7 separate regions of the Homo sapiens genome follow, and regions 2, 3, 4, 5, 6 and 7 are each linked to region 1. Evidence: chromatin loops called from intact Hi-C (ENCODE). Cell type or tissue: endothelial cell of umbilical vein. All regions are shown on one strand.

The links. Hi-C counts contacts between places; a loop is a spot of excess contacts. Peaks named below come from ENCODE experiments on the same cell type or tissue, not always from the same donor. Only the 100,000 strongest peaks of a DNase experiment are listed, where the experiment ranks them.
Region 2: a loop joins it to region 1, with 9 times the contacts of the local background. A loop is called at or near these places in 6 of 110 quality-filtered maps.
Region 3: a loop joins it to region 1, with 16 times the contacts of the local background. A loop is called at or near these places in 72 of 110 quality-filtered maps.
Region 4: a loop joins it to region 1, with 6 times the contacts of the local background. A loop is called at or near these places in 9 of 110 quality-filtered maps.
Region 5: it touches region 1 in a loop (16-fold over the local background); 7 of 110 quality-filtered maps call a loop at or near these places.
Region 6: a loop joins it to region 1, with 5 times the contacts of the local background. A loop is called at or near these places in 7 of 110 quality-filtered maps.
Region 7: a loop joins it to region 1, with 23 times the contacts of the local background. A loop is called at or near these places in 7 of 110 quality-filtered maps.

What each region holds. Positions count from the first base shown.
Region 1 is chr6:46,989,590-46,993,589 of GRCh38, forward strand. No RefSeq gene overlaps it. Among named protein-coding and RNA genes, the nearest start is that of ADGRF1, 51 kb to the right of the region's middle. In endothelial cell of umbilical vein, a CTCF peak has its summit at 1,525; a DNase peak (open chromatin) is centred at 1,382; H3K27ac peaks cover 1,687 bases.
Region 2 is chr6:46,625,119-46,629,118 of GRCh38, forward strand. CYP39A1 (cytochrome P450 family 39 subfamily A member 1) reads right to left here. Exons shown (of 12, transcript NM_016593.5): 7 at 300-390. Among named protein-coding and RNA genes, the nearest start is that of CYP39A1, 26 kb to the right of the region's middle. In endothelial cell of umbilical vein, no CTCF peak of the experiment used is centred here; no DNase peak of the experiment used is centred here.
Region 3 is chr6:46,847,093-46,851,092 of GRCh38, forward strand. No RefSeq gene overlaps it. Among named protein-coding and RNA genes, the nearest start is that of ADGRF5-AS1, 54 kb to the right of the region's middle. RefSeq lists an enhancer at 1-313. In endothelial cell of umbilical vein, a CTCF peak has its summit at 2,017 (motif pointing right); DNase peaks (open chromatin) are centred at 2,029 and 3,959; H3K27ac peaks cover 697 bases.
Region 4 is chr6:46,912,518-46,916,517 of GRCh38, forward strand. The region is part of intron 1 of ADGRF5 (adhesion G protein-coupled receptor F5); the gene reads right to left. Among named protein-coding and RNA genes, the nearest start is that of ADGRF5, 7.4 kb to the right of the region's middle. In endothelial cell of umbilical vein, no CTCF peak of the experiment used is centred here; a DNase peak (open chromatin) is centred at 2,064; H3K27ac peaks cover 812 bases.
Region 5 is chr6:46,779,582-46,783,581 of GRCh38, forward strand. No RefSeq gene overlaps it. Among named protein-coding and RNA genes, the nearest start is that of MEP1A, 12 kb to the right of the region's middle. In endothelial cell of umbilical vein, a CTCF peak has its summit at 2,077 (motif pointing left); a DNase peak (open chromatin) is centred at 2,080.
Region 6 is chr6:46,933,554-46,937,553 of GRCh38, forward strand. It overlaps LOC105375080 (a long non-coding RNA gene), which reads left to right. Exons shown (of 3, transcript XR_001744147.2): 2 at 1-11; 3 at 2,836-3,612. It also overlaps a transcript of ADGRF5 not described here. Among named protein-coding and RNA genes, the nearest start is that of ADGRF5, 14 kb to the left of the region's middle. In endothelial cell of umbilical vein, no CTCF peak of the experiment used is centred here; a DNase peak (open chromatin) is centred at 2,258; H3K27ac peaks cover 1,099 bases.
Region 7 is chr6:46,088,056-46,092,055 of GRCh38, forward strand. It overlaps a transcript of CLIC5 not described here. Among named protein-coding and RNA genes, the nearest start is that of ENPP4, 40 kb to the right of the region's middle. In endothelial cell of umbilical vein, a CTCF peak has its summit at 2,243 (motif pointing right); a DNase peak (open chromatin) is centred at 2,296; H3K27me3 peaks cover 514 bases.

The sequences.
Region 1 (4,000 bases):
GAAACCTTATCCACAAATCCAATGTGTCCCTTGGCAGCACATCACACTGAGGAACTCCTTTGCTCTGGTTTCGAACATCAGGTCAGAATTCCAAAGGGGCGTTGCCTCCCATTTGGTTGGCATAATGTAGCTGTTGGCAATGTTTTATCTACAATTTCTACCCAGCAAGATAAAGTCTTGCCAAACCCATTTGGGCTGCTATTCTTCAGTGATAAATTTCTCTTCTCCCAGCGTGATACTCATGAAGAGACCCAGAATTATAGAAAGTCAGAGATAGAAGAGACCTTTAAGCTTATCAGATGAATGTGGATCTGTGGTTTTACAGATGGGAAACTGAAATACAAGGAGACAACAGGAAGAAGCTAGACCCCAAGTCTCCCAAAGACTCCCTGTCCCACAGAAAAATCTCCCCATTCCCCCACAGGAGCCAATCAAGGAAATACAACTGGGCACATTTGGTTAAGATCAAGCCAGGTGAAATGTGGACCCCCTATGGGAGAATTCATGGTAATCAGTGAACTAGGGGGACTCTTCCCCATCACCTCTTTTAGTTCTTTTCTCCAGTCTCACCCCTCCTCCACTTTGCCCAGGTTAGCAGGAGACTCTCAGATAAAGGATATGGAAAAATTACCTCATGGCGTGGTGTTAAGAATGTTATTCTGTTAAAAGACAGCCCCAGTGTACAATTTCTCTCCAAAAGGGATACACATCTATGGATAAAATATAATCTGTTGCTGCTTCCTGAGGTGAGGTCAGTGGGGAGGCTTTCCGAACAAGGGAGGGGAGCTTGCTAAGGTGAGCCCACGCCACAGTGGTGAAGGCTGAGGAGTTAACTGCAAAGCAGCCCTGAGCGTTCCAGGCCAATCCCTGGGGACCTCGCAAATCTCTGTACTGCATTCAAGTCACTGTTTTATGTTTGTTTGTTTTATTTTGTTCCCTCCACCCTAAGACCTTGGGTACAAAGTGGAATCTGTAAACAGTTTTATGTAATTCATCCACGGAAGTGGGGCTCTAGGCTGACAAACCTATATAAAATTTTCCAGACTATTCCTTCCCAAAGTAAGAAATGAATCCAAAAAGCACAGAATATTTCTAATCTATTTTTCAAACCACATATTTGAATTAACTCTGTTTTGCCCAAGGTATCCAAGGTATAACCCATTGATACGACTCAAATAATAATAATAATAAACAAAAACACTGTTTTTCTAGCAGATAAAAATTCCGTGACACCCATGGCTACTTCCCGCTTTGCTTAAAGCAGTCTTCAGTGTTTACCAGCACACTTGGGCATAAATCCAGGAAACAGAGGCATTGTTTGCCATCAGGAAACAGAGCTATTACAGTTACAGATCCCTAATCTCCTTTATTATACAAACCAAAGCAGCAACAATGCAGATTGCCCTTAATTAGAGTGGTGAGATTAAAACGCCTTTTGCACCCTCAAATTCAAGAGTGAATTTCAGGTGTATTTAAGGTTTAAGGAAGTTGTCCAGGATTTATTTCTTGGTCTGGACTGCCCCCTGAAGTTTGATAAGGGTAAGTACAGTATAGGCCTACTGCCTTCTTATAAAATGCAGATTGTCTTTCCACAGAAGAACCACTTGAGGTTGTCGCAAGATGGCTAGGTATTGACAGAATGTATCTCAAAATAATAAGAGCTATTTATGACAAACCCACAGCCAATATCATACTGAATGGGCAAAAACTGGAAGCATTCCCTTTGAAAACCGGCACAAGACAAGGATGCCCTCTCTCACCCCTCCTATTCAACGTAGTATTGGAAATTCTGGCCAGGGCAATCAGGCAAGAGAAAAAAGTAAAATGTATTCAATTAGGAAAAGAGGAAGTCAAATTGTCCCTGTTTGCAGATGACATGATTGTATATTTAGAAAACCCCATCGTCTCAGCCAAAAATCTCCTTAAGCTGATAAGCAACTTCAGCAAAATCTCAGGATACAAAATCAATGTGCAAAAATCACAAGCATTCCTATACACCATTAACAGAAAACAGAGAGCCAAATCACGAGTGAACTCCCATTCACAATTGCTGCAAAGAGAATAAAATACCTAGGAATCCAACTTACAAGGGACGTGAAGGACCTCTTCAAGGAGAACTACAAACCACTGCTCAATGAAATAAAAGAGGACACAAACAACTGGAAGAGCATTCCATGCTAATGGATAGGAAGAATGAATATCGTGAAAATGGCCATACTGCCCAAGGTAATTTATAGATTCAATGCCATCCCCATCAAGCTACCAATGACTTTCTTCACAGAATTGGAAAAAACTTCTTTAAAGTTCATGTGGAACCAAAATGAGCCCACATTGCCGAGACAATCCTAAACAAAAAGAACAAAGCTGGAGGAATCATGCTACCTGACTTCAAACTGTACTACAAGGCTACAGTAACCAAAACAGCATGGTACTGGTACCAAAACAGATATATAGACCAATGGAACAGAACAGAGCCCTCAGAAATAACACCACACATCTACAACCATCTGATCTTTGACAAACCTGACAAAAACAAGCAATGGAGAAAGGATTCCCTATTTAATAAATGGTGCTGGGAAAACTGGCTAGCCATATGTGGAAAGTTGAAACTGGATCCCTTCCTTACACCTTATACAAAAATTAATTCAAGATGGATTAAAGACTTAAATGTTAGACCTAAAACCATAAAAACCCTAGAAGAAAACCTAGGCAATACCACTCAGGACATAGACATGGGCAAGGACTTCATGACTAAAACACCAAAAGCAATGGCAACAAAAGCCAAAATACACAAATGGGATCTAATTAAACTAAAGAGCTTCTGCACAGCAAAAGAAACTACCATCAGAGTGAACAGGCAGAATGGGAGAAAATTTTTGCAATCTACCCATCAGACAAAGGGCTAATATCCAGAATCTACAAATAACTCAAACAAATTTACAAGAAAAAACCAAACAACCTCATCCGTAAGTGGGCAAAGGATATGAACAGACACTTCTCAAAGGAAGACATTTATGCAGCCAACAGACACATGAAATCATCATCATTGGTCATCAGAGAAATGCAAATCAAAACCACAATGAGATACCATCTCACGCCAGTTAGAATGGCAATTATTAAAAAGTCAGGAAACAACAGATGCTGGAGAGGATGTGGAGAAATAGGAATGCTTTTATACTGTTGGTGGGAGTGTAAATTAGTTCAACCATTATGGAAGAGAGTGTGGCGATTCCTCAAGGATCTAGAACTAGAAATACCATTTGACCCAGCGATCCCATTACTGAGTATATACCCAAAGGTTTATAAATCATGCTACTATAAAGACACAAGCACGCTTATGTTTATTGCGGCACTATTCGCAATAGCAAAGACTTGGAATGAACCCAAATGTCTATCAATGATAGACTGGATTAAGACAATGTGGCACATATACACCATGGAATACTATGCAGCCACAAAAAAGGATGAATTCATGTCCTTTGCAGGGACGTGGATGAAGCTGGAAACCATCATTCTCAGCAAACTATCACAAGGACAGAAAACCAAACACTGCATGTTCTCACTCGTAGGTGGGAATTGAACAATGAGAACTGGGACATAGGGCGGGAACATCACACACTGGGGCCTGTCGGGGGGTGGGGGGTTGTGGGAGGGATAGCATTAGGAGAAATACCTAATGTGGATGAAGGGTTGATGGGTGAAGCAAACCAACATGGCACATGTATACATATGTAACAAACCTGCACGTCGTGCACATGTACCCTAGAACTTAAAGTATAATTTAAAAAAAAAGAACCACTTGGAAAGAAACAGAATGGGACTTTTACCAACATTTGCATTAGTCTGATAAACACTGAACTACAGAGTGACCCTCTGTCAGCCCCTTCATTTGTTCTGGAAGCGTAAGAGAAATGGAGAAAATTAATCTTTCTAAAATAATTCTTTACAGATCTGGAAGAGCTTATTCAATAGAGGGCTATGCAAAGTCTAAACATGAGTT
Region 2 (4,000 bases), 360 kb before region 1:
CCAAGACATTAGAAGAACAAACAGGTGTATATATATTTAAGTAAGGAAATTAGGCAAATCACAATCTCTATAGCACTGATTTCATCATTTGGAAAATGAAGGAGTTGCACAAAAATATGCTTGACAGTAATTAAACTCTAGGATTCTACCTGATCAATTTATATCCTGATATATAACAAATTATGTTGAATTTTGGATTATGTTGAATTTTTATAAAATTATAGGTATTTAGCTTTGCCAATAATGTGTGACAAACATGCATTATTAGCTGTGTCTTCCTATATAATAAGGTTTAGTACCTGCTTTGCCAAACACAGAAGATATGCCTTCCATAATGGCCTTGTGGATATCAGGATGAGAAAGGACGTATGCAAGTGTCCAAAATGCAACCTTAAAAAGAAAAACATATATCAAAAATATGAACTTCTTTGAAGGTGAACAAAAGCATATTTAGTATTAGCCATACATATATTTTTTAAAAAGGATGATGTTTAAATTAACCTTAAGAGCACATTAGTAGAAAGCATATTTTGAAAACAACTAGATATTATTAATAAGAGATATGTAATATATCTCCAAGAAGCCAGATTTAAATTTTTATTTTGTCACTATAATTTAACTATATAATTTAAATAGATTAAACATCTATCTTCACTAAAAATGAGAAAAGTTGTTATTTTTACTAATGAGTAACACAAAATATTATATAGGCATATATTAAATTTTCAGAAGCAACTAGTTATGACACTTAAGAATATTAATCCAAAACAAAAACATTTCTTAAGATTTAATTTCCTTAGAATACAAGTGAATTAGCACATTTTATATTCTGCAACTGAAACACAGTAGTTTTAAATAAGCCCAGGAAAATGCAGCAGGAAACCATCCCGTAAACTAAATTATGAGAGTACTCAATGTCAAAAACAAAGTCCTTTTTTTTGGCTTTTTTTGGCTCTGAATTAGTAAATAAAAGAAAAAAAATTTTTGAGTCCTTTCACACTTGAATGCTATTGAATATAGTATATTTGCACATTTTCTCTCTTGGCCACTCAAACTTATTTCATATCTTTCCTCGTTGTGGTATTACAAGATAAAATCATACTGCTTTACATCTTAAAAATTAACTTCCTCCTCAGGTAAATAGTTTTGCTTCTATTCTTAGGTTACGTAATAAAGAAAACCTGTATAAAATCATCCAAAGAAGTGTGGGTTTCACTTTCATTTTTTTCTAAATACATTTATTATGAAAGAGATTTCATCTAGGAGAATTGGTCCTGAAATGATTCATGCAATATTTTGACTAAATTTAGTCTGTCTCTTTTGTGAGGTAACATTATGTACCTTTAAATAATACCAATACTCCCCTCTGTGGTCAAAAGAGGAAGAGCAATTGTCCGAAAAGAAGTGCTCAAATAAGCCAAATTCAATACTGTTCATTATTTTTCCCTTTCTAACTTTAAATTGATAGTGCAAGGATAAATATGGTACTGTTTACATAAACGATGTGAATAGGGGAACCAAGGGTCCTCAATTTAGAGGCTTTCTTTCAGGAGTGTTATCCAGATTAAGAAAGATTTATCCTAGAGATTTTCTAGTTCATTTTTACAGATGATGAAACAGATGCTCAGAGAACTATCTTGTCCTGTCTCTACTCAGGCCCCCTTTCTACTATTAACTACAGATAAAAGTGCTAAATTACTGAATTCAATTAATAACTACTCCATACTCACTTCATCTTACTTGAAGAGTCAGAGTTCATGTTGGGGAAAAAAATAGTGATAAGACATAATGTATTAGTCTGTTTTCACACTTCTTTATAAAGAATTCCCTGAGACTGGGTAATTTATAAACAAAAGAGGTTCAACTGACTCACAGTTCTGCATGGGTGGGGAGGCCTCAGGAAACTTACAATCATGGCAGAAGGCAAATGGGAAGCAAGGCACATCTTACACGGTGGCAGAAGAAGGGGGTGGGGAAAATGGCCAAACACTTTTAAAGCATCAGATATTATGAGAACTCACTCACTATCACAAGGACAGCCTGGGGAAAACTGTCCCCATTATCCAATCACCTCCCACCAGGTCCCTCCCTTTACATGTGGGGATTACAATTCAAGATGAGATGCGGGTGGGTACACAGAGCCAAGCCATATTACTTAGATTTTCAGTTACGCAAAACGGATGTTCATAGTTGTATGTGCCTAAATATAGCTTTAGAGATTCAATAAAATTGGATACTACTTTTTAAATGACAAACATAAGCAATTTAGCTAAACTACAAATGGCTGTTACTTTTATTTATTTATTTTTTTTTTTTTTGAGACAGAGTCTCGCTCTGTTGCCTAGGCTGGAGTGCAGTGGCGCAATCTCGGCTCACTGCAAGCTCCGCCTCCTGGGTTCACACCATTCTTCTGCCTCAGCCTTCCGAGTAGCTGGGACTACAAACACCTGCCACCACGCATGGCTAATTTTTTGTATTTTTAGTAGAGACAGGGTTTCACCGTGTTAGCTAGGATGATCTCGATCTCCTGACCTTGTGATCCGCCCGCCTCAGCCTCCCGAAGTGCTGGTATTACAGGCGTGAGCCACTTTTTTTTAATGTCTCCTTTTTCCTTAACAGATTACAGTTTTTAAAATTTTTTCTATTTTTAAAAAAGCCAAAGTATTTTTAAAAGATAAAAAGGCATATAAAATAGTTAATAAAAGTTTATATGTATTACTACATCAATAAGCAAGAATAAGTGACTTTGAGGTCTTTGTGCACCCACATTTGGGAAAGGGGTTGAAAACTGCTCCCAACAGTACCAATTAGTATTTTGTAAAACAGTTCAAGTCCAAGGTCAGAGATGGGCAAGAAGAAGAAGGGCCACTCAGCTCACTGAACTGCAGAAGCAGCCACCATAATGTCATTCCATTGTTTTGGAGAGGTAAGAACAAATGAGAGAAAGGGCAAGGAGGAAAACTCTGTATCTTTGCTGTGTCAAAGAGAAGATGAATTGAGTGTGTTCTTTGGTACTGATTTATCTATTCAAAAAGAGATTTTGATGGAGTCTTCATACCATGCCAGAGAGTCTTCTACCGATCATGGTAAACACAAATATGTTGGGAGATAATTCCTGTCCAAAGTATTTTCACATTTAGTTGGGCATATGAATACATATTGGAGAAAAATGAACGAAATGTACAAGACAGTGAGAGAGCAAACACATGTTACAAAAAATAAATACTGTGGGAGTTGAGAGTGGGATGGGGTAGCAATTGCTACTGAAAGTATTTAGAAAGAATGTAAGAGATGCAGCAGATAAAAAAGGTAAAATGTCAGCTTTGTGATTGGTTTGGAGAAATCTTCTAAAAAAATCATTTGGCAGTCAGAAATTTCTTGGAACTTAGAAATGGTTTTCCCATAAAAATAATTTCATAAATTATAGTTAATATCTTGGGCCACAATGGAGCCTCCTAGTGACCCAGTGCCTAACCCATCTGAAGCCTGAGCTCTGAGTCCTATGGGCCTTGAGGCAGAGTACAAAGTAGGAGAGAGGAGATATAGATATACTCTGGGCTCCAGGAAAAGACAGGCCCCACCACCTACACCTCTGGTAGGGCTTCTGGTATTCTCAGCAGCAATAAAGGTCACTAAAGCAGAATAGCAGTGGATATTCCCACTCTGGGGCCTTTGAGCCATCAAATATTTGGAAGCCTATGTTCAGTATTAACGGGCCATTGAAAATAATGATTGACTGAAACTAGGGAGATAATTTTTGTAAGGGAAGAAAACTAGCATTTATTGAAGACCTATGCTGAACCAGGTGCTATTAGCCACAATCTATTTCTTACCAAAATAATCCTTACAACAACCCTTTAAGGTAGGTATAGCATTAATCCCATTTTACAGATAAGGGCACTGAGGCTTGGGCAGGTTAAACAATTGGCCCACTGTTACCCAGTGCTGGCAATTGGCTTTGGATCTGACTCTAAAGCCTCTCCAGGATCTCTGCCTGCTC
Region 3 (4,000 bases), 140 kb before region 1:
AAAGCAGCACAGCAGGAATTCTTTGATGTTTCATCAGAGACTTAAAAAGGAAGCAGGCACACTCTGAAGTTTGCCCAGAACATTGGTCTTTATGTCCTGGGCTGCCCCAAGGTAGAATTATAAAGTGAGATGAAGCTGGGAGATGCCTTAACTCCTCCACCCTCTCTGTCACCATTGTTCTCCCCTCTCATTTTGTGCATTTGAAACTTTTCCTGCTATGGAAGCCTACTTTTAAGCAAGTAACTGGCATCAGGTTGCATAGAGAAGCAACATAAGGAGGTGGATACATGCCCATGTTCTAGGTCAGACACTGCACTTAGATCCTGGTTCTACTGGTCCTCAGCTGTGTGACTGTGGACAAGTTATTTACCTCTCTGTGCTTAGTTTTTTCGTCTAAAAATGCAAAGAAAAAGAATATTTAGTTACTTTTGGTTTGCTGTAGAGTTTAAATGAAATTATACACATAAAAATCTTAGAACAGGACCAGGTACACAGCAAGGGCTCAAAAACTGTTGGTTAACATAGTTATATAGTTACCAGCCATTTTCATTCGAGGGTAAATTTAAGTTACTGTGTTTCACCCAGAAGTATATTTGCATACCTTTTCTCTCCTTGAGATTAACCTGAGATTAACCTTCTTAACCTTATCTGTCCTTGAGATTTCTGTTTTTGTAAAAGGAATGTCCAACATGAGGGAGAAGGTGTGAGAGCTATTCCGAGGGGATAGGAGCAACAGGCCAAGGTGCGTGACATCCCCCCAAACTGGGAAGCTGTCTGCCTTATTACTTAAGGCCATTTCAGCTTGTCCCTCTACTCCAAGGACCTGGGTCTTCTCGGATCACACGTTAGCAATGTGTGCTCAGAGGCTAGGGTAGGAACTTGTCATCCAGCCTCAGCTGCTGGCTGGTCTGTCAGATTGCCCTGGGATAGCTGCAGATTCATCTGCAGATTCATCATGGATTGAAAATGAAAATCCAGGCCAGCAGTGGCTTTGAATGGATGAATTAGGAAAGGGAATAGGGCCACCTATGTTAATCCTTTTGCAGCTGCCTTGATAGAAAAAGTATTAGGTTCCCATGAAACATGGAAGGCACCCATTTTTCTTCCTCAAACGACCTTCCAGCAACCTATCTGGAATGGGTGAACCAGATCATTTCTGGGGCTTTCAGTTTTGTTGTTAGTGCCATAAATGAGATTCAGTCAGTGAGGGGGGACAGAGAAAGGAAGGAGCTATCCCAGCGAGTATGCCTCAGAAATGTATGCCTGCCTGTGGATGTGCAATGCACACTTGTAAACCGAACAGTCTCTGAGACAGGTCTCAATCAACTTAGAAGTTTATTTTGCCAAGGTTAAGAACACGACTGGAAGAAAGGAACACAGAATCACAGAGACAGTCTGTGGTCCGTTTTTCTGCAAAGATATTTTGAGGGCTTCAGTATTTAAAGGGGAAAAGTGGAGGCGAAGAGGGAGGGTATGGTCACAATGCATAATCCATGCATTGCAGGAGAAAAGGAGCAGGTAGGGGAATAGTCAGTGATGTATTCATCTCAGTAAATCGGCACTTTACATAAAAGGTGAACCTAGCGTAGCTATCTGTGGAGATATCTGGCCTTTCATCTGTTAGCTATTCGCTTAGCAACAGAAGGAAAAGGCTGTTTCTTGCATGACTTAGCTTCCATCTTAATTTTTTCCTTTTTGCATAGTGAATTGGGGGCCTGAAATTTCCTTTGCCTTTCACACACTGAAACTACATGACTGGGATTTCCCTCCCTCCACAGTCCTACGTTGCTTTCTGACTACCCTTTCCCCTGCAAGGATCATAATATAAAAGTGTTAGGAGGCGGGAGTGAAAGAGATTTTTTTCATTCCTGGTTTCTGTTATCCACTATGCCTTGACCTTCGCTCTGTCCATATGATCAAATTACTTCCTGAACCTAGACCGTTGGGCGCGTCATCCGCGGGACTGACTGCCTCCCGCCGGCTTCCTGAGGCCGGACCGCAGCGGGGACGCCTCCTCTCAGGCCCAGCAGGGGGCGCGCGAGCCTCAGGAGACGCCAGCGGTGGTTGCGGAGCTGCGGTGCTGGAGGCCAGCTGTCACTCCAACCCAGCTGGAGATTCCTGTCGGGAATGCTTGGCATAGGACAACTGTGAGGGAGCCCCTGGGGCATGGGAAAACCCTCACAGTTCCAGAAAAAAACAGAAAACGGGTGCACAGTTTTTCTCGGTTAATCAAAGTCAAATTCCTCTTCCCACAACTGCTGGGGTGCCGGCTGGCTGGCAGGATGGAAGACCCAGGATGGTAAAAATCAAAATCCGAAAAAGGCAGGGCCCAAAGTCATTCCTAGGTTTTGCGGTTTAATGTCATCGGAAGTGGGCCGTGACAGCAATCTGCCCACCACTTGCCCAGTCAGGTCCTCTTGCCTTTCATGCTGAGAATAAAGCCATTTTTTTCCCCCCAGGCTTCTGGGTTTGTTGTGTTTGGGCTTCAATAGTCACCGGCATCCTTCACTTGGCTCTGCATGAGAGAATAAAAACCCTGCAGTGGGAACAGGCTCATGTATCTCCTAACCATGCCCCATGTGTGCAGAGGGACCTGTCATGGACACTGGTGGCCTTTCAACTTCATTTCAAAGTTTACAGGTAAAAGGGGAAAAATGGGTGTGTATAAAATCATTTAAGAATAGACAGGACGGCTGTGTCTGAATCGTAGGACACCACGACCAAGGCCCCCACGCCCACCGCTAACACATAGAGATGATATTTGGAGATAAGAACTGGTCTGGCACAGAGCGGGCTTCGGGAGTTGGCCCATCTCCCCTCTTTTCTTCTTCTGTCCACTCCACATTCACTAACAGTGGGAAACTTGGTTTCCGTCTAGAATGTGCTAGAGGATAAATAGAGCCCTCACATCCTTTATATTCATCTATAGGACATGAGGGCTCTATTTTCAGCTGTCAATGAAAATTTTGAGTCATCCTCACACAAATGTTGGAACAGGCATCTGTTTATTTGCTAGACATTTGGTTCTGAAAACTTTACTTCAAGGACCCTTGTTTAAACCTTCTATAACATGCTGGATCTTTGCACACGGCTTGGGAGTGTGGATGAGGTGAGGGAAACCATCAGCCCTGACAGCCAGTTGAGTTCAGCGGCGAGCTGCCGGCCTCCCCCATGCCTGGAAGATAGAAAGGATCGTTCGCTGTTTGGAGAGTGGAGGGGCATTCTGGGTGACATGCAGAAGCCTGAGCAGCAGCAGCACCACATTGCAAGAAGGCAGACAATTACTACAAAGACAGCTCACGGGATCTCATTAGATATTTCCTTGTTATGGAATGGAAAGGAAGCATAGCTGCGTGCTGGCATACATGATGTGATTTTAAATCCCAAGTCATAATTTTAGAAACCAACAGAACCTAATATTAAAGCTAAACTACCGTCCTCTTGAAATGATGAGACACCATTCCCGTTGCCCTTTTAAAAACACAATCAAAAGGTATGTTCCCTGTAAGTTCCACCTTCATTTTGAACACTTGAAGAATCAGGCTTTTACTGGCCTGGGTCACTGGGTTTTCTCTTTGGGATGAGGACTTATTTGACTTCACCATCACATGGCACAAAATAAATGCATTCCGCCTACCTGGCATTTCTAGGACCACCTATTTCTTTTTGTCTTCAAATGATTGTGACTTCCTGCTTCATTCACCTCAATAACTCACCCACACCTCCTTTCTATATTTGCTAATTGCTGTAATCTTTCTCATCTCCATGTAACTTTTTTTTTTTTTTCTGAAGCATTCCAACATGGGTCTCTTTGAAATTTTCTGTACAAACCACAAAAGGCCGTGACTTCCCACAGTCTTTCTTAATTTCTGGCCTTAGCAACCTACATCCTGAAAACCCCACAGACATTTATTTAACCATTTCCCCATGCAAACAATAAGAAATGGGGGAGGAGGATGGCAGACATCTGGCTTACTCAGGAGATGATGTGTTAGTCTGG
Region 4 (4,000 bases), 77 kb before region 1:
GCCAGGATGGGGAGGACTTGTCATTGCAACAACAGGATTAGGTAAGATTGATTAGGGAGGCAATAGAGAGTAGAGAAGGAGGCCTAGGAACAAGTCCTACAGAATTCCAACAATCAAAGGTCCAGTTAAGAAACATGACAAAGCCAAGATGATTGGAAATTGTGAAGTCCTAATTAGGGAAAAAGAATCAGGCTGGCAGGAACAGGGGACAGCAAAAATAAAAAGCAGATAAGCTATAAGTCTGCCTTTCTTCATGGTCCAGAACACATAGCCCTCCTGTGCAAATAACTCACAATCTTCCTGTGCCCAAGTTATGACCAGACCCTTCGCTGATTAAAAAAAATGCAAGTTAGCTCACTGCAACCTTGGCATTATCAGTACTGCACAAAGCCCTCTTCAGCACACAATAGAAGCAACATTCTATAAAATCCCCAGCAAGACTGTGTCTTGTTACAGTCAGCCCCTTTTTGCTGGCCTGTCCATTGCATCCTTGCAACATATTTTCATACTTTTTCTAATAAATTTGCCTTTCTTTACCTACGACTGTCTTGATAAATTCTTCTTAGTACTCCCACCACCAGCTCTAAATAGTGGCTAATCGCCTGAGACAGGAATGAAACCAGAGAGGCAGGAACAGGAGGGAAACAAGGCTAGTGGAGTCAAGGAAACCGGGGAAAGTCAAGTTTTAAGAAGAAGGGGGCTGGGCCAGGTGTCTCACGCCTTTAATCCCAGCACTTTGGAAGGCCAAGGGGGGCGGATCACCAGATGTCTGGAGTATGAGACCAGCCTTGCCTAACATAGTGAAACCCTGTCTCTACTAAAAATACAAAAATCAGCCAGGCATTGTGGTGGACACCTGTAATCTCAGCTACTCGGGAGGCTGAGGCAGGAGAATTGCTTCAACCCAGGAGGTGGAGATTGCAGTGAACCAAGATCACGCCATTGCACTCCAGCCTGGGCAACAAAAGCAAAACTCCACCTCAAAAAAAAAAAAGAAGAAGAAGAAGGGGGTGGTCAACTATGTCCAGTGGTGCCAAGAAGTCCATTAAGGAGGAGACTGATATTGCTCATTGGACTTGGAGACATGGTATGCTCTCAGCAAAGGAAATCCCATTGGGATGGTTGGATAGAAACTGTACTGGGAAGAGTTATAGAGTGTTTGGGGAGTGAGGACTTGGAGATGGTGAGTACATGAAACTCACGAAATTTGTTTGTAAATTGAAGTAGAAGGTGAAGGTTCTTCCCACATGTAAGCTGCTTAGCTTTCACGTCCACGCAGTAGGTGATGTTATACGCATAGCTTTCTCTTTAAGAAAGGAACTAACTGTATTAGTACAAAATCAAGGGAAATCATACCTCTTACTAAACCTTGGCCTGCATCTGGCTAACTAGACACACTATTGTGACCTTTGAAAACAGCCAACGGCATATACCCTAATGTCTCCCAAACCTTGTGTTCTGGGATACAGACTACGATCAGGCAGCCCTTTTGCAAACATATACTTATCAAAATAGAGACTAAATGAGCCTGAAAATAGATGAGCACATACAAGCATTCTACTACTAAAGAATAGAGTTACTTTTAATGGTGGATGATAGATGGCAATGCCAACTTTCAGGAGGACTATCATTGCAAATTTTACTATGATTATTACTCTGCTCATCTCCATGAGATACAGAGTTGCAATAAGGATAGAATGCCATCAGCAACCTACTCCCTGAACTGTAGAAGTACAGATTAAAAAACCCTTAAGTGTAACTTTAAGAGCCTGCCTTCATAAATCTGTATTTTCAGCTGCAGAGGTGGTAAGACTTATCTTTGCTGACCTTATTTGATTAGATGATTCATCTCCTGCACAAGCAAAAATATAAGCTAAATATTTATTTAACACAAACATGGGACACAATAACAATTAAAGAACTGCCTTGAAGACATTTTTTTTCCTATTTAATTTTCCATTGCCTTGAAATCAGGCCCTGCAGCAGCATTGTGTCAGGGCAGTTCAGTACTATCAGATTACAGGGGAACATTTGTTTGTACACAATAGGATCAAGTTTTCCAAAACACACTGCACATGTGGGCGGCGTTGATAACCTTTTATCCCTCTTTTCTTGTTGTTAAGTCACTGTGGGTCTTAGGCTTTAAGCAAAAGATTGCCATCTATGTGAAAACATTGAGTTCCTAACTGCTCTTATCTAGTCCGTCTTGCATTAATTCACCATGTGGAGGGGTTTCCCTAAGCCATGGCAAAACAATGCCCAGGGGTGCATTCCAATTGCAGACGGAGGGAAGCCCTGTGGAATGGGTCAGGTTTTTGTTGTTTGTTTTTATTTTTTTTGTTTGTTTGTTTTTTTTGAGACGGAATCTCACTGAGACACCCTGGCTGGAGTGCAATGGCATGATCTTGGCTCACTGCAACCTCTGACTCTGGGGTTCAAGCGATTCTCCTGCCTCAGCCTCCCAAGTAGCTGAGACTACAGGAACATGCCACCATGCCCGGCTGATTTTTGTATTTTTAGTAGAGATGGGGTTTCACCATATTGGCCAGGCTGGTCTTGAACTCCTGACCTCAAGTGATCCGCCCATCTCGGCCTCCCAAAGTGCTGGGATTATAGACGTGAGCCACTGCACCCGGCCCAGTTTGTTCTATACTCAAATGTTATGTGAGAAAACTTGGCAAAGCTCATTTTACATTAGGTTGTTCTCAAGCTTCACAGTTCTGTGGTTCTACCATGTGTTAGGTAAGCTCCAAAATAATACTTGACTATTTTAATAATAATAATAATAATAATAATAATGGACCAATCAGAACAATCTCTGTCCACTGTGCAGGAGCAGGGCCTGGGGGTCTCCTGCTGGGCTAGACCTTAGCAGTGTCATTGCTGGATTGTAGGGAAGTCTGTGTAGGATCCCAGGAAAGGGACTGGATGACTAAAGAAGAGGTGGGGAGGCACTCCAGGGGCTGGAGGAAGCAGTTATTTGCAATGTGGCTTAAAATATTCCAACATTACAGTAATTGGCAGGGCCACCTTAGCCTTCTGCACTTCCTCCCTTTATGGCCCCCATCCATTCCATCTCTCTGAGAAATGGCTTTGCTGTCCTTAGCCAATGACTTCTCTTCTAAATCTTCATTTCCTTCTTCAGGGATTTTGTTAGATTTTAACCATATAATGTGTGTGCTATTCAGAATGAAAAAAAAAATATTACTTTATCCCCCCACCCCCAACCCCAAGAAATACAGTACCCTGAAAAGTCCTTGCTAGTTCAAGATTTCCTTACTCTGGACAGTTTGACTTTAGTCCTCACCTCATTATGAAAAGTATTCTGTAGAGGCAAACCCACAACATTTGCCCCAGTCCTCACTCTCCCTGGCTTGCGGTGGGTACCTGCTCCATTTGTGCATGGCCTCCTCCTCTGCAGCGCTCCCTTTCCCTTTCCCTTTCCTGGTTCTCAAGGCTCCCGAGCTTATGCCTTTTCTCCTTCTATGCTCCCATCCTCATCATCCTGCAGCTGCCTCACTGTGCGCCCTGCCAAATACCTCTCCTGGGTCTACAGCTCTTCTCTCTTGACACCTTCTTATAGTAAGCTCATCCACTTCCATAGTTTTAATTGTCAGTTTATGTGAGAATTCCCAGAACTGTATTTCCAGCCTCTGACCTTTATGGCATATTGCCTCTTTTCTTGTCCCCAAAGATATCTCTTTCCTCTGCATGCCTATTTCCTCTCTTTGCTACATATTAGGCATGGCTTTTCAACTATACTCTTTCCACTTGAGTGTAAATTCAGATCATCGAAAACTGAACTTGTCTCCTGTCCCACTGCTCTCTCCTAACCCATCCCTTCCCAGATGTGCCAACTGCTGGCTTCATTGTTTCCTAGGCTCACAGCTTCACAGGTGTCCTTGGACACAAGAAGTGGTGCAGGAGCAGAAGCAGCAATTCGACCGGGTACTAAGTCCTGTTACCTGCTGCTGATGTGCTCAGAGCCCCTCATCGGTTT
Region 5 (4,000 bases), 210 kb before region 1:
ATATATGTATATATGTATATATGCGTATATATATGTATATATGCGTATATATGTATATATGTATATATATGTATGTGTATATATGTATATATGTGTGTATATATATGTATATATGTATATATCCCATGGAATACTACTCAGCCATAAAAAGGAACAAAGTAATGGCACTCACATCAACTTGGATGGAATTGGAGACCATTATTCTAAGTGTAATAACTCAGGAATGGAAAACCAAACATCAAATGTTCTCAGTAATAAGTGGGAGCTAAGTTATGAGGACACAAAGGCATACGAATGATATAATGGGCCAGGCGCGGTGGCTCATGCCTGTAATCCCAGCACTTTGGGAGGCCAAGGCGGGAGAATCACGAGGTCAGGAGATCAAGACCATCCTGGCCAACATGGTGAAACCCTGTCTCTACTAAAAATACAAAAATTAGCTGGGCGTGGTGATGCGTGCCTATAGTCCCAGCTACTCGGGAGGCTGAGGCAGGAGAATCGCTTGAACCTCGGAGGCAGAGGTTGCAGTGAGCCGAGATGGCGCCCCTGCACTCCAGCCTGGAGACAGAGCGAGATTTCATCAAAAAAAAAAAAAAAAAAAGATATAATAGACTCTAGGAGGAAGGATGGGAGGGGGTGAGGGATAAAACACTACACGTTGGGTTCAGTGTACACTGCTTGCATGATGGGTGCACTGAAATCTCAGAAATCACTGCTAGAGAACTTATCCATATAACAAAATACCACCTGTTCCCCAAAAACTATTGAAATAATAAAAATAATAATAGTAAATGAAAATAAAATAGATTAGAAAAAAAAGTTGAAGAGATGGAAGCTCAGAAACATTAACTTTCTCAAAGTCACTCAAACCCATACTGAAAGAGAAACGTATACTCTTCCTACTAACTTTATAACCTCATATATAGATGTCATTTCTCACATCTTTTGATGCCCTGGCTAGCCTCCTGGGTGGCTGCTTTGCCTTTTATGTGATGTTTTGAGTCCTTCTCAAAGGACTCAAATGCAAGTTTGAGTTTCCAGTGAGGCTGGAAGCTGCTGTCTTGTGTTTGTTGTCCTGACCTAATGTCTTCCTGCCTGCAGGGTCCCTTTGACTATCAGTTTGTTCCTCCTTCCTCATCCCCTACCAATCTCCCAACTTCATTCATTTCCCTTCCTTTATTCCCATCAACTTTGCCCCACTCCCTTCACCATCACCATCCTCTCCATCATCAGACTCCATTATAATTTGCCTAAAGTTTATAAATGTGGACCCTTGAATCAAATTTTCTCAATGGGTAGCAGAATCTTTCCTCGAAACTGCTTATTTGCTCTCCAGAGTGCTTTATTGTTTTTGTGAAGAATTCTACCCCAAATTATTTTTTATTGAAAATGTCTGACTCAGTGGCTTTATTTTGATAAAGCCACCATGTAGCATAAAAAGTTTGATGCTGTTGAGTGCAGACATGCTATTTACATGGTTATCTTTCATCTATTTGATAGGAATTTCAAGTAGAGACATTTCAAGATGAAAAACTGAAACTTTTATAATTTTGTTTTAACTTTTCCCGCTATAAATATGTAATGATGATTAAGATAATTAAGACAAAACCTGAGTCCTGATTTTTAGCAATAAACTCGTGCCTAAAAACAATAGCCTATATTTAGATAATGTTTCAAATCATTTTCATGTACTTTAAATCAACCTCCATAAAACCCTCTGAGGTAGACCATTCAGATGTAATTAGGAAGCATGCCTATTAAGTAGGAAGTTAAGAAAATGAAGGTTCTCTAGAAAGTCTAATAGAACCCCAAGTATGTCTTCATATAAATTTGACGTCTTTCATCATTTCAATATCATTGAAAAATCACCAGTTCACCCCATTTGTAGAGATACTCTTTAAAAACTTAAATAAATTTAACTAACAATTATCTTTTGAAATATTTAAGCAAGTTATATTTACTATTTAAATAGGTTACAAGTTTAAACTGCTGTTTAAATTGCCCTCGGGGATTTCCCTAAAATTTGAAGCCTATGGATATAATATCCAATTTGCCAGAAAGTGGGCGCCCTCTTGTGGAACACTTAATACCAAAGAGGAGCAGACTTGCATCAAAAAGGATTAAACAGTCTAAGCACAGCAGCATTCATTCACCAATGTATGCACTGAACCCTTAGAAATAAATTAGAAAAGCAAATAATATCTTAGTAGATAAGTTTACTCAAGACAACCGAGAGCCTTAGAATTTGAGAACTACATCACCAAGGTGTAACATCATTTGACGGATAAAGCAAACACATTTCAAAGAAATTAAGTGACTTATCCTCAAATTATAAAACATCAACAATCTGAGATCCTGCTAAGAATGTAAGATCTTTCATGAGAATAGCATTAACACGGTGAGTGTGCATAAAAGATCCTGAAGAGATATGCCTCAAGAGAAATATATAGTATGGCAAATATTTCAATAATACCTTTTAAAATACTTTTAAAATTAATTTTTAATTTTAATTTAATAAATTTAATTAAAATTAATTTAATAAATTTAATTAAAATTAATTTAATAAATTTAATTAAAATTAATTTAATAAATTTTAATTTATTTTTATTAAAATTAATTTAATAAATTTTAATTTAATAAATTTAATTAATTTTAAAAATTAATACTTTTAATAATACCTTATGGTTCTTCATCCCTTAGACATTCTTGAATAAGAGTCATTGGTGGAGGAGGCTAATGATAAGGCTGATGCCCTGATGGAAGGGGGGTGATGATGCTGACCTTGACCTACGATGAGGTGTGGGTATCAGGAAGACCGTAAACAGATGGTTTAGAGAGTTTTGATGAGGGTGAATCCACAGAACCTGCTGAAACTGGTTGCCGTGAAAGGAAGAGGCAAGAATGGCTCCAAAATTTCTGATTTGGAGCAACTAAGTGGATGGCAATTGACGTAGGAAATATGAGAGCAAGAACAGGCTTGAATGAATAAATTGTAGCCAAAAAAGTTATTAGCTTGTTGTCTACATTTTCTTTAGGAGGAGTGGGTCACATAATCTGAAACCTTGCATGTATTGGAAGTGGAGGATATGTGAGAGTGTATCTGCAAGAATATTTAACTGACAGCAAAGGAATTAGAGAAAGTTCTTGCCTGGTTGGCTTGCACGTGTTGATAAGACTCGAAAAAACAAAAACAGAAACAAAAAAAAATCAAGGGTATAATGGAGGCTTTATTCTTCTCTGTCATTTTTTTGTCAGTAAACCTTCAAAATACCCCAATTTTAAGATGTAATTATAATAGAATTAAGTAGCTCTAAATTATATAATAATTGCATTTAGTTTTAATTATGATTACTTTTTTATTTTAGCCTTCTTGCTTGACATTTTTTTTGCAACATAATTGCAATGATGGGCAACTGGGTAGGCCTGGTTGTTCTCCTTATTTACTGTCTAGATTATTAGACAAAGGTAATATTCTGAAAATATTACCTTTGTAATGTACAGGTGAGCTATACATTTGGGGAGGGGACTATATGTCAGATTCCTTGGTTTAAAATATTATTCTTTTTGGGAGGTTTCAGAATTTCAGAGAAAAGTTCCAGAAAGAGAGTAAACCTTGGAACATTGGGCACAGATTCTTTAATGGTGGAATTTCAGGAATGGAGGCAGATAATAATGAACATGTCTTAGGACCTAGAACAGTTGACTAGAGTGTCTCAAATCACACCTGAAAGGTAGTCAGTCACCAACTTTTTTCCTTCTTGTAGAGTCAAGAAGATAAAGCAGATAGACCACGGGCTGTGGCCTCAGACAGAGGTGAGTTCAAAAACTGTCAGATCCTTACTGTATGACCTGCTGTATATTGTTAGCCTTCCTCACTTGAAGTTTTCTCATCTATAATGTAGATGATGATAATATCCATGTTGTATTAGACTTCTCAGACTGCCATAACAACATATGACAGGCTGAGTGGCTGAAACATCAGAAATTGTATTTTCTTACA
Region 6 (4,000 bases), 56 kb before region 1:
TACTAATGAAGGTGAGTTGCTCTGCTTTCTAGCCTGAGCTTTCTATTTTAGGAATTTAAAGGGTAAGAGATTGAAGACAAAGGTGTTCACAGTGGCTGCTACTGCAATTCAAAATGGTCTAGCATTGTACAGATTGTCGTCGGGCCTCAGGGAAATTGCTCAGCCCTCCACAGCTCCCATGGCCTATCTCAGCACAATGAGGGGGTCCACATTTCCAAGTTCAAGACCTTTCATAACTACGTCACCTTCTATTTATCAGAGTCTTCCTCTCAGGACCACTAAACTATTTTTGGATCTGAAGCACAGTATACAAAACATAGCTACATATCAACAATTACACGATTATTCCAGACCCATCGCCCTTGGTTTTGCCTCATCTGACCTGGAATATTAAGGGAGGGAAAACCACATCTATTTTTAGTTTCTTCCGGAATTCCTCAAATTGTTCACTTTTCCATTTTGTTGAAAGCCATTAAGATCTAGACTTTGTGTTTTACCCAGCAGTGTGTGCACATACTTACGGCACATCTTTGTCTGGGACTCTTCATTTGAACCTTCTGGGCTCTCACTAAATATGGGCAATCTTATGAGTGACCTCTTGCCCCTGAGTCACCCGAATCCACTAATGTCTCTCTCTCTCTCTCAAAAACAAACATACACACACATGCATGCACACTCCTATGCCACATACACACTCACACTTCTATACATAAAATTAGAGAGCAGCCAGCACACATAATTCTGGACCATGGAGATATCTAGCAGAGTTGACACTTGGACCAGATCTTTTATTGACTTTCCCCTCCATTATTTTCAGCAATAATCCTTATTTGCTTGACTAATTCTTTTGATTTAAAGCAATTGACTGAAAAAGAAAACATTTTACTTTATGCTACTACTAAAATTCAGTGAAATGTTTAAGTGTGAACTCAAATTTGTATGTGCCAAATAATAATAGTATGCCTTGAAGTTTGCACTCTTCACTGTTTTAAATTTTAAACAAAAATAAAAACTCTATAAGGTCCCATATAATGACAGAATTGAAGCTACATATGTTCAGTTTCTTTACAAACACCATGCTAACATTGTGTGTTTTTAATCTACTGTTCAAATGCAGGGATGTGTCATTCTGCAGAGGCTGGAGAGACTTCAGGCAAACTCAACAGTCCCAAACCCTTAGAAACTTACTCTTGGAACAAACATATGTAGCTGAGTTCCTCTGTGTCAGGAGCTGCTATATAAATGAGAGTTTTCTGAATTACCTTCTCTGTAGAACACTATTTATTAAAAGGTAATAAATAAAAGTACATTAATTAGCAGCTTATATTACTGAAACTCACCAGTAATAGTAGCAATTGTTTAGAACTTAGACCTTCAATAGATTTTTTAGGAAAAATACTTAATCACTGATGTTGTTTGGGATCACCACCATATGGTGATAGTTCTTTTTTTTTTTTTTTTTTTTTTTGAGACGGAGTCTTGCTCTGTTGCCCAGGCTGGAATGCAGTAGTGTGATCTTGGCTCACTGCAACCTCCGCCTCCCGGGTTCAAGCCATTCTCCTGCCTCAGCCTCCTGAGTAGCTGGGACTACAGGCGTGTGCCACAAGGCCCGGCTAATTTTTTGTATCTTTAGTAGAGACAGGGTTTCACTGTGTTAGCCAGGATGGTCTCGATCTCCTGACCTCGTGATCCACCCGCCTCGGCCTCCCAAAGTGCTGAGATTACAGACGTGAGCCACTGAGCCCAGCCGATAATCCTTAAAAATGATTTAGTCAGTTTTATTGTTGATTTCAAATTCTCTACGAACAATGCACCACCTTGTTGCCTGCACTTGAGGGAAACCCCCACCACTCCACCCTGGTGTCACGGATTCCAGAGTGTCTCTTGTGGGCTCTTCATGCAAGCACAGGAGACCTTCATTCAGAGGTTCCCCATTTTCTCTTCATTAGCCTAATTTATCTCAGAGCAGTACTTTTAGGGGTACAGACCCAAGGAGGGTAGAGGAAGAATTTGCCACTATCAAATAAAAGTGGAGAGAGAGCTCATATTAAAGGAAGGCCACGTGAATCCGATTCACTAAGGCATTTCCCAGCTTCTCAAGGGGAAGCTAATGTTGCCTTTCTCCTTTTCCCCAAGTCCCTCTCCTGCTCCTGAATTCAACTCCATCTGGAAACATCTCCCTGACCCAGAGGAAGGAAGGGCTGCACAGATGTCTGTCAGTGCAGTTCCAAGCCTCCAGGGTCACCTGAAAAAAACAAGTGTGTTGTGTAATGCTGACCTGGAGTGAGAAGGAAAACAAGCTTTGACTCCACTTGACCCTGAAGGAAGGAAGCAGGAAGCCTTGTAGGGGGACGGGGTGAAGGCGTCCTCCGGAATGAGGTGTCCTATTACCGCCTGACCCTCTCCCTAATCAGGAATGCGGAATGAATGGCTCCAGCCCAGAAAGCAGAGCAACTGCAGCAGTTTCCACACCTATCTCAAAATTAGAAAACTTGCCTTGCATCGGAAACAATCCTTATGGCTCCTACTGTTTACACCACCCTAGGCACAGTGTGTCGGGTCCTGCTCAATCTTCACAACACTGCATTCTCTCCTCACCCCCATTTTACAGATGAGGAAAATCAGTCTCAGAGAGGTTGAGTTGGTCAGGATGGAATCCAGAGCTGCCCCATGCCCAAGGCCTTCCTCCCTGGGATGGGGGCTGGCTGGGGCTTGAACACTCCCGTGCCTGTATCACCTGTAGATTCTAGAGCATTAAACTTCAGACTTTGTGGTTTCGCTGTTGGTCATATGGTGCTGAGGTCCTTACTGTATCTTCTCTATCTTTTCTTCCAGATCTGCCTGCCAAACCTGCCTTCCTCGAAATATCCCTTCATGTGAAAGCATTATGAGAAAGGGTAAATCTAATTGTATACTATAATAGTGGCAGTAGGTGAGTTTACGTCACACACGCTAGGAAACTGCTTTAATCTTTCGACATCTCTCTCTTTCCAAATCATGCACGCATTCATTCCATCATCAAACATTTATTGAAAATCTACACACCAGACACTGTTCTAGGCCCTGGGGATAAGAAGTAATGAAAACAACTGTCCCCTAGGAGTCTGCACTCTAGTTGAGGGAGGTGCTGGCTAGCCTCTGTTTACCCTCCAGGTCCATCTTTGCCCTTTTCTGTGCCCCAGGAGGCTAGCCCCGCACTCTACTGTGCCTTGTCCTCTGGGAGGGTGATGGAAGGTAGGGAGAGTGGGAGATCCCAGCGGGAGGTTGTAGTATGGAAGCACTGGAGAGCTAGGCATTTTCTCCCCGCCAACTCCTTCCAGGCTGCAGTTTTGGCAGTGGTTGTGTTCCTGCCCTCTAGCCACAGATCCTGGGGGATCCCCCTCTCCCATAGCCACAGATCTTGGCAGGTTCCTCTGACACCTCTCTTACCTCCCCACCCTTCTTGACCCTTTTTACTTAATGAGAGGCAACCCATGGCTGCTCAATGCTGTCGGTTCTATGTTGACTTAACTGTTCTTACCTCTTCTGTTACCCTTTGAGAATGTCACTTCTTTTCTGCCAGGACCTTGACTGATACAGAAATACAGAAAATAAACAAACAAATGAGTTATATGTCTGATGAGCAAAAATGCTATGAAGAACATGAAGCAAGGTACAGGCAATAAGGAGTGTGTGTGTGTGTGTGTGTGTGTGTGTGTGAGTGTGTGTGTGTTGATGGGGTGGCATCAAGCCCCTCTTTCTCCCATGTCACTGAAATTCCCCTTATGACACTTACCTCATGTTTTCCCAGCCCCTCACTGCCTCAGATTTCATGCCATTGGGTTTTCTACTAAATCTTTTATTTTCTTATTTTAGTAAGCAGAGCAGTTCAGGTCAATTGTGGCTCCTACCTTAAAATGTGTACCTCAGTCCTCCCAACCATTCGTCACCATTCTAGTTGCAAGGCAACACAGTGGTCCCTGATTATCTGAGGGGGATACATTCCAAGACCCCCAGTGGA
Region 7 (4,000 bases), 900 kb before region 1:
GGATTTTATCATTTAGGGATTTTCTTCTCCAAAGACATCTGGGAAGTTTGGTCTTATATTATAAAACCAAAGCAAACTCTATCAGCGTACTCTCTCGCTCTCTTTCTGTGTGTGTGTGTGTGTGTGTGTGTGTGTGTGTGACACTGTATAATATATACTTCTCAATATAGTATATATTATAAAAATTGTTACTCTGAACCATCCAGGAAAGATAAAGAAAGTACTTAAGGCTTTGGAAATACCACTTGACTCCTATAATTTCACTGGTATGGGGACACATGCCCCAAATTATCTGTCCCTTCATACTTCAGTTTTATAGTACTCCACAAGAAACACACATTTAGCTTGAAATATATACACAGCTGTCATTTTGAATTTCTTGGATTCCTGTGTAGTGTCAAAGATGTATGTATTTTATATCAAGAAGATTTCTTTCTGATTATGAAGATAGTTTATGTTTACTATAGAAAAAGATAAGAAAAATAATCTGCATTTCCACTACCCAAAGATAATTATGTTAACATTCTCTAACTCCTTTTCTACCCATAAGTATCTATATTTTTAAAATTGAAATCATGTACATTTTTATTCTTTTTTAAAAAGAAAGAAGACATTATATAATGTGTATACATTAAATTTAAGCATTTATACAAGACCAGCAAATATTTTCAAATGGTAAATACTCAAATACTAGCTAATCTCATTTGTTGATTTAGAAGATTCAAAGATATCTTTCTTTATTTTTGAGCCAAATGACTTTTTAAAAGGCAGAGGATTTTGCTTGAACAAGTGATCGTCCCAACAAATCAGGTAATAAATAAGAACATCTTCTCTCATTCTTGTCCCTATGCACTTCCCAGGCTGTGATATGGTGACTTTACAAAGCACAAAGGGTAATTAATGCTTGCAGCAGGGAAGGGCTCACTTAATGTTTTGCATGGTGCCTTAAGATTTTGTCTAATTTTCCTTTAAATTTACCTATTAATAGATACTGTACTCAATTGATCTATGCATATTTAAATTCTATTTTGGTGTTGGTTTACATTTGGGTAAGGAGTGGGTAGAAGTAGGGGACAAAGAAGGCAAATTACAGAATTGTGGCACTAGAAAAAGCAACCATCAAGGTTTTAGTGAAGTATTTATTGTTTAACAGAAGTCATGAAGATGAAGGGAGAATGAACTGCATATTGTTTTAGCAAAATGCAACATGGAGTAAGAAAAACTTTGGTGCCAAACAGATCTCAGTGTAAATGCTGCCTCTACTGCTTGCTTATGCAGGTGACCTTGGGCACAATCATCTAAATTTTCCCAGTCTTCATTTTCTTATTTGTAAAAATGAAGGTAACATGCTTCAGGAGGTTAAGGAACATTCTAGAACCCTATGCAATAATGTTTGTGGCCAGACGATTTCAGGAGGGTCCATGAACTCTCAGAAATGTTAACTATCACTGTGATTCATTCCACTTTCCCTGCCTGGATACTCACACCTCGCATGCCCATGTGGGAGGGGTAGAATTTGCTATCGGGTGACACAAATCCTTTTCTTTATTGTGGGTAGAAAGATTAAATGACATACAATATGTAAAATCTTGAAGCCTGGCAGATTACACAGGTGTGTTCAGTGACTGTTTCCTCCCCTTCTCCCACAACTAAGCCACATCAACTTTCTTATGAGTTCACAATGAAGATTCTGGAGGGGAAAAAATAATGTACGGGTAACATGAGTAATTTCAACATGTGAGCATATTAATGGAACTTAGTTCTGCTTTGTATTCCATTTATTATTATACATTTTGGGACATATTTTCTTTTAACGACGCTGATAGTTACTCTAAATCTTGATGATTACATTTTGCAGTAATTGCCACCTTCAAAAGACATTAACAGACAGTATTTTTCGTGATTTGCACAGGAATGCAGTAAGCCAGGCTGCTTTCTGCTGTTTGTAATAAGATTAGGGTGCATGTCCCCCAACAGCTGACACTAAACTTCTAGCACTAAAATTTGCTTCCATTACTTAAAAACGACAACAAAAAACGAAATATATGCTCTATAAAAAAGTAGGTCTGTAGAGTTAGAAAAATACCAGATGTCTATAATTGAAGCTGATGGCAGATAATACAATAAAAATGAACACGTTTTATATCAAAGGTAAAAACTTGAAATATCCAAGAAGGGATCAGGTGTGAAATCACCTTCAGGATTTGAAAACTCTGAATGTTTTTCTGCATGTATAATCCACCAGGTGGCACTGTTGCCTGCTTTCGGCTCCGACCCCAACGCCTCCTCCAGAGCTGAGTTTGTTTAGGTCTAGGTCAGAGCTAGTTCATAGATTCGTCAACTTGATGGGTTTTTTTTTTTTTTCCACTTCCCAATTATTTTGCTTTGAAGATAAAATGCCTCAAATTCTAAACTTATGTTAAAAATATTTGATCTATGTGTCACTTTAGTTTGGAGCTCAATTCGCCTTTTACTTATTTTTTACAGTTCATTTAACAACCCACATTTAATTTTTAAAAAATGTTTAGATTGACAAGTAAAAATTGTATATACTTATGATGCACAACACGATGCCTTAATATGTGTATACATTGTGGAATAGTCAAATCAAGCCACTTAACATACGTATTAACTCACATACTTATTTTTTGCCTGTGCAATGAGAACACTTAAAATCTATTCTTTTAGAAATTTTCAAATATACAATGCATTAAATTAAGTTTAACCTAAAGCTGACTTCTTACATGTTTTAGGTTCAGCCTAAAGGTTTCTCTGTACATAGTGAAATGTAACCTAATGTGGTGTGTAAACAGACTGTAACCTACTCTTGCAACAATCAGCAAGTTTTGGCCAAAGATGGGCAACTCTTCAAACTTGTGATCAAATAAGGCAAACAACAAGCTGTTATCAATCCAGCTGTTTAGGTACCTCACCTCCATTTTCTGGAGGTCACTTTCCTTTTTCTGTCTGTAAATCCTCTCCAACCACATGGCAGCGCGAAGTTGCTCTGAACCTATTCTGGTTGGGGATGCTGCCTGATTCACACATCTTCTTTGAGCGATTAAGCTCTACTGAATTTAATTTGTTTAAGGTATTTTAACACATGTATTGTAGTACTAGATGGGTACAATATGTCTCTTGAACTTATCCCTCCTGTCTAACTCAAATTTTGCATCTTTGACCAACATCTCCCAAGTCCCCTAACCCACCAACCTCTTGCCACCACCATGTTACTCTCAGTTTCTATGAGTTTCACTGTTTTACACTCCACATATAAGTGAGATCATGTGGTAGTATTTGTTTTTCTGTCCTGGCTTATTTCACTTAACATAATGTCCTCCAGTTTCATCCATGTGGTTGCAAATGACAGGATTTCCTTTTTTTTAAAGGCTAAACAGGGCTTAGCATGGTGGCTCATGCCTGTAATCCCAGCACTTTGGGAGTCTAAGGCAGGAGGATTACCTGAGCTCAGTTGAAGACCACCCTGGGCAACAGGGAAAGACCCCATCTCTGCAAAGATTAAAAAATAAAAATTAACTGGATATGGCAGTGCATGCCTGTGGTCCCAGCTACTTGGGAGGTTGAGGAGGGAGGATTGCTTGAGCCCAGGAGGTCGAGGCTGCAGTGAGCCATGTTCATACCAAAAAATGCCAAATATAATTCCATTGTGTATATATGTCACATTTTCTTTATCCATTCATCTGTTGTTGGACAGAGGTTAATTCCATATCTTAGGTATTGTGAATAATGCCTCAATAAGCATGAGAGTGCAGATATATTTTTGACATACTGATTTTATATCCTTTAGATATATAGCCAGTAGAGGAATTACTGGACCTTATGGTAGTTCTATTTTTAATATTTTTAGGAACCTCCATACTGTTCTCAATATGGCTGTACTAATTGACATTCCTACCAACAGTGGGCAAGCGTCCCCTTTTCTCCTCATCCTCACCAACACTTGTTATCTTTCCTCTTTTTGATGATAGCCATTCTAGCC